Linked DNA regions of Homo sapiens: region 2 is linked to region 1. A link is a contact called in ENCODE Hi-C data. All regions are on one chromosome and are shown on one strand. The core of a region is the stretch at or near the end of the contact, and the rest is flanking DNA. Distances in the headings are between cores, read along the strand shown.

Region 1 (2,700 bases), core at 187-2,686:
CAAGAGATTCTCCTGCCTCAGCCTTCCGAGTAGCTGGGATTACAGGCATGAGCCACCATGCCTGGCTAATTTTTGTATTTTTTAGTAGAGACGGGGTTTCACCATGTTAGCAAGGCTGGTCTCAAACTCGTGACCTCAGGTGATCTGCCCGTCTTGGCCTCCCAAAGTGCTGGGATTACAGGCTGAGCCACTGTGCCAGGCTAGGCATACTTTTCAATGAATACTCTCTCATACCTTTTGAATTTTGCACCATACATGTGGGTTTCTTATGAAAAAAACATATATTTTAAAAGACCCAAATAACTTGGGAAGAAGAAGAAGAAAGAGCTTTAGGAAGGGAAGTGAAAGCTATTTCTGCCAAGCGGCACAGCTCTGAAGTAGTTGAATAAATGCTTCACCCAGAGATGAGAGTCAAGAGAAAGGTAAAGAATTCCCACTCACATTTCCTCCACCATGAGGACTCTGTATGGATTTAAAATTAATTCAATTTTGGAATAAAGAAATGACTGAATTTTCCAAAATTAAGGAAGGAAGAAAGAAAAGGAGGGAGAGAGAGAAGTAGGGGAGGGAAAGGAAAAAATGCAATTGGTAGCAGCATGCAGGATGGCAGAGGAAATCTGAGGTTTCCTGGGTAGCCCAGGGAGTGAGCTGATAATTGTCTGCACTGTGTAGGAGAGATTGGCATGAGGAGGGAGAATAAGAGTCAGTGCCATTTTAAAAGGAGAAATCAGGCTTGTTGACTAATTGGATATGCTTGAGAACTAGGAATGAGCATATCGTGAGCAGGATGATTTTGCAGTGACAGCTTTCCAGGAAAAATTGCTGCATTCTCAACATCTGCATGCATCTGAGAATTACACCTGGATTCTTCACTTCCATGCCTTGATTTTAATCCTTAGGAAAGTAGGCCTTAGGGTACTACTTGTGATTCTAAAATGGAATAAGTAATGATTTAATTCCCAGCCAGTAAAGGGCAATCCAAATGACTGGCTCCACCGTTTCCCTAGGGCTAGTTTGTAACCTGGGACAGAAATAAGCTGTGTGTATTAAATCAATACGATCACTCACAGGTGAAAAAAAAAAAAAAGGCATTGCTTTGGTGACTTTGTATTATATGAACTATTTCTGTTTCTGAACTGTTTACTTTCTTCAGATGATATAAGCCTGGCCACTTTTCTATGATGAGCTAACACCAGCTAGGAACTTGGTACCTTGAGCAAGTGCTCCAAGGTGCTATGATGCAACTTACAACCCCTGCCTGTCGCACTGGGTGTCACAATGGCCAGGCTTGCCTAAAAGAGAAGATTGTGTAACACTTCACAGTGCTCAAGTGCTTTCCTTCTCTCTACCAGCTTCAATGGGAGCTTCTTATCTGAGCATGGGAACAGAGCAGACCAGGGGAAGTGTTAGTGTGCACCACCCAGAAGGCACTGTTGGTCATCCTCTGATCTCTTCAAGCTTGATCACGTGGATAATGAAATCACTGCCTACTACAGCATTCCCGATGTGAAACAGGATTACTACACAGTATATCTATGAAACACTGTGACATATGTGTTTGTCATGTTTTATTATTCAGAATTAGCAAAAGAAGTGGGGCTCTGCCTGCCTCCACAGATGCCACTGTCCTGTTTCTCCAACTTTGGCTCCTCAATTCTTGTCATTCCCTAAGGCTGCGTCCTCAGCACTCTTTTCTCTGTGTGATATTCTCCATTTCCACATTTTTGCATTTCACCCATCAGGTGATTGACTTCCAAATCCACTTCTGTAGCCTTGATTTCTCCTGGGGTTGATCTAACCACCTAGCAGGCACCTCTTCCTACTTACTTCAAAGTCAGAATTTCCAAAAATGAGCGCTTTACACCACCCCTTTCCTTCCAGTATTTTCTCTTCCTTACTTTTCTACACTACACCCCAAGTCTATCAAGCACGTAAGGTAGATTCCTAGAGTAATTTTTCTTCCTCCTTCTGTCTTGCCATGCACCTCATGCTAGAGCTGTGGCCTTGGTTCAGGACCTCGTCACCTCTCTACTCCTATTCTAACTACCTCTTGAATGGATTTCTCTATTTTTAGTTTCTCCTCTTTCTACTTCTCTGTCACACTGTTGCCTGAATATTCCTTCAAATGCTCCGAACCTTCTTTGCAACAGAGTTTACCTTATTCCAACAAGCTGGGAATGTGTCCTAAAAATTTTCTCATGGTTTTTGTTGTCTCCTTGTAGTGTTATCATCATCGACGAATTTCTCTAAATGTAAATGTTTCTTTTTTTTTTTTTTGGAGACGGAGTCTCACTCTGTTCCCTAGGCTGGAGTGCAATGGCACAATCTTGGCTCATCGCAATCTCTGCCTCCTGGGTTCAAGGGATTCTCCTGCCTCAGCCTCCTGAATAGTGGGATTACAGCCGCACCACCATGCCCAGCTTTTTTTTTTTTTTTTTTTTTTTTGGTATTTTTAATAGAGACGGGGTTTCACACATTGGCCAGGCTGGTCTTGAACTTCTGACCCCAGGTGATCCACTCACCTCGGCCTCCCAAAGTGCTGGGATTATAGGGGTGAGGCACCACACTTGGCCTAAACTTTTCTTAAACTTTAATATTATTAGTCTATATCACATCCTGGGTAATGAGTTATCTAAGTTTACCATGTTTGGGGTAAAACTGTTTCTCAATTTGTGTTAAGATTCTAGCAAAATACTGCTC
Region 2 (2,700 bases), core at 185-2,684, 750 kb before region 1:
TACACATTTGCTAATAAATATTTAACACATACTTATAGGCCTTGAACTGACTGTAGATTTATTTGACATTTTCCTCTCTTGTTGTAATTGAAAGATTTAATCAATTTATTTAAATTCATCCATTGAAATTGTACTGAATACTTGCTGGATACTACACACTGCTATAAGAACAGAGAAGATAAAGTTAAACCTCATAGGTCTCGTAGCCAATCTAGGGAGTCATAGCAGTCAACAAGTGGGAGAAGATTCCTGCTGAGCCAGAGAACCAGTTGGGATAGGCACCATCTGTGAGTAAAGCAACCTTTTTTTCACATCTAATTGTATCCCCTAAGTTTTATGTGGCTAGAAATTACTTGAAAATGATCTTGAATTTTGATCTCATCACAGATTAAGACATTCATGTCAATTTATTTGAATTAGGATGAATAATTAAATTGTAGAGATTTGACTGAAACTACCTAGGAAAATATCTAGAGAAAATATCCCTTAGAGGGAAACTGATGGCTGGCCAGAAATTTCAGAGTCAGCAGCAGAGCCTGGGAATTAGAGGAGAAGAACATATGGCTCTTAGGAGACCTTGATGGTTCAAACACTTGCTGGGTAGTATAGTGGTTATGAGTACAAGCTTCAGAGCCAGACTGCCTGGGTTCAAATGGGGCCTCTGCCATTTAGTAGCTGAGTATCCTCTGGTAAGTTATTTCTATGTGAAAAATAGCACCTATATTAGAGAGTTTTCATAAAGATTAAAATGAGTCTGTAGAGTCACTCCTTGGTATCTGGTGGAGATTGTTCCCAGATACCAAAATATTCAGGACCTCCCTCCCTGGATACCAAAAATCCACAGGTGCTCAAGTTGTTTATATAAAATGGCGTAGTATTTGTATATAACCTAAATACATCCTCCTGTATACATTAAATAATCTCTAGATTACTTATAATACCTAATATAATGTAAATGCTGTGTAGTTATTATACTATATTGGTTTTTAAATTTGTATTGCCTTTTATTATCATACTTTTTTACTGTTTAAAATATTTTTTCAAGTATTTTCAACCTACTGTTGGCCAAACCCGTATATGCGGAATGGAGGCAGAGGGCCAACTGTATGTCTAAAGCACTTATACAAGTTTCAGACATGTATTTGGTTTTCAGTAAGTGTAGCTACTATTAATATCCTTAGGATGAAGAACTGCAGGGCTTTTCTAGAGGAGCTGAGCACATTTATATCTATTGTGCATTGCTATTTGCAGATGAGCAGGAAGCCCAGGAGACCCAGTAGGCAGTAAAAATATTATTTGGTGGCTTAGAGATGAGAGGCAGAGGGAAAGCAGGGCTCGTCCTGGAATGCAATGGCATTGATGGTGCAGGAAATAGCCCAAGGAATCTTGGTGGCATGATGGACTGCCCTTAGGCAGTAACGGGCAGTGATCCAAGCAGAACAGGAAGACCATGACATTGAGTGGAGTGACAAGGGAGACTGCTGCTGAAAAGACGTTAAACAAAAAGGCTGTCTGTCTGAGCAGGTTTACAATCAACCTATTGTAGGAGCACCTGTTGGAGAATCTTCCCCATAGACATTTCCAAGGACATTCTAGAGGAGAGTAAGAAGATCTGTAAAGAGAAGGCAGCAGGGGTTTTGTGTTGGGAAAGTAAGAGGTGCTTTCAAAGCAATAGGTTTGCTTCTTATAATGTGACCTTAAGTGTACCTACAATTTGGTGAGAATTGGGGTTCCTTCAGGTTGTATAAACTACATACTATATAATGTGATATCTAAAGGTCAACTGGGAGCTCAGGGAAGGAACACATTTGGCCTGAACATACTGAAAAGGTTGAAGTGACACATGGAAAAACAACTTTGGGAAAAGTTAAAATAAAATATACTAAGGCTGTGGGTAAGGAGGGAGCTTAATTCATTTTCTTTTTTGCATTCTACTTATGTTAATGCCTTAACTTATAATGGTGCCTCATATTTTGGTTGCTGTATAAGGAAATAATGTTCAAGTGGCCTTTGACGTCTCGTTGCTTACAAACTCAGATTATACTGGCAGAGTCTGTCAATTATTTACATTTATTATGCGTAGTTTATACACTTGATTCTTTCATAAGCAGTGAAAAATTGTATGCACACTAAAAACTCACATATTCATTCTTCAGAGAGCATATTTCCAAATGGTTGTAGCACATCAGAGAAAAATGTCACAAATCAACTATGAAGATTATATATGTATATATATGCTGGCCACTATAATGCAGCAAACTATGTACACAGTAATTAAAGGGAACATAAGGATACACATGTGTGTATGTGTGTATTGTTTTTATACGTGGCCCCTACTCCCATGATGTAAAACAGTGCCAAAGGAACTCGTAGTCCTAGTAAGCTTTCATATCTGTGCCTACTTATACAAGCTACATTTCTGAATTCATTAGTTAATAGTACAGATATATAATAAAATACAGTGTTGAAGTCAGATTCAATCAAATTCACTTCACATTTTGCTGCAATAATTGATCATAGTCCCTAAATCAGAAAGAACTCAGATGTCAGATACTTTAACCTTTCTCCCAATGCACAAAACCTTTCAACAGCATTTCTGAGAGACTACATCTAGTATTTGATTGCCACTTCCATGCCATTGATGTTTTGATACCTTTCTCTAGTTTCTGGTTTGCTTCCAGTCCCTTAAATAACATGTAC

What was found. Hi-C counts contacts between places; a loop is a spot of excess contacts on that map. Pooled maps may share reads with other maps.
Region 2: a loop to region 1 is called in a pooled map, with 2.0 times the contacts of the local background. The contact joins two enhancer-like sites. A Hi-C loop is called at or near these places in 2 of 37 single-sample maps with no recorded cell type and 4 of 50 pooled maps.

What each region holds. Positions count from the first base shown.
Region 1 is chr2:156,404,432-156,407,131 of GRCh38, reverse strand. It overlaps a transcript of GPD2 not described here. Among named protein-coding and RNA genes, the nearest start is that of TRG-GCC2-2, 4.6 kb to the right of the region's middle. Within about 2 kb of position 1,436, at least 4 of the 41 ENCODE cell types and tissues checked have a DNase peak (open chromatin) inside an H3K27ac peak, as active enhancers do.
Region 2 is chr2:157,159,035-157,161,734 of GRCh38, reverse strand. No RefSeq gene overlaps it. Among named protein-coding and RNA genes, the nearest start is that of GALNT5, 97 kb to the left of the region's middle. Within about 2 kb of position 1,434, at least 2 of the 41 ENCODE cell types and tissues checked have a DNase peak (open chromatin) inside an H3K27ac peak, as active enhancers do.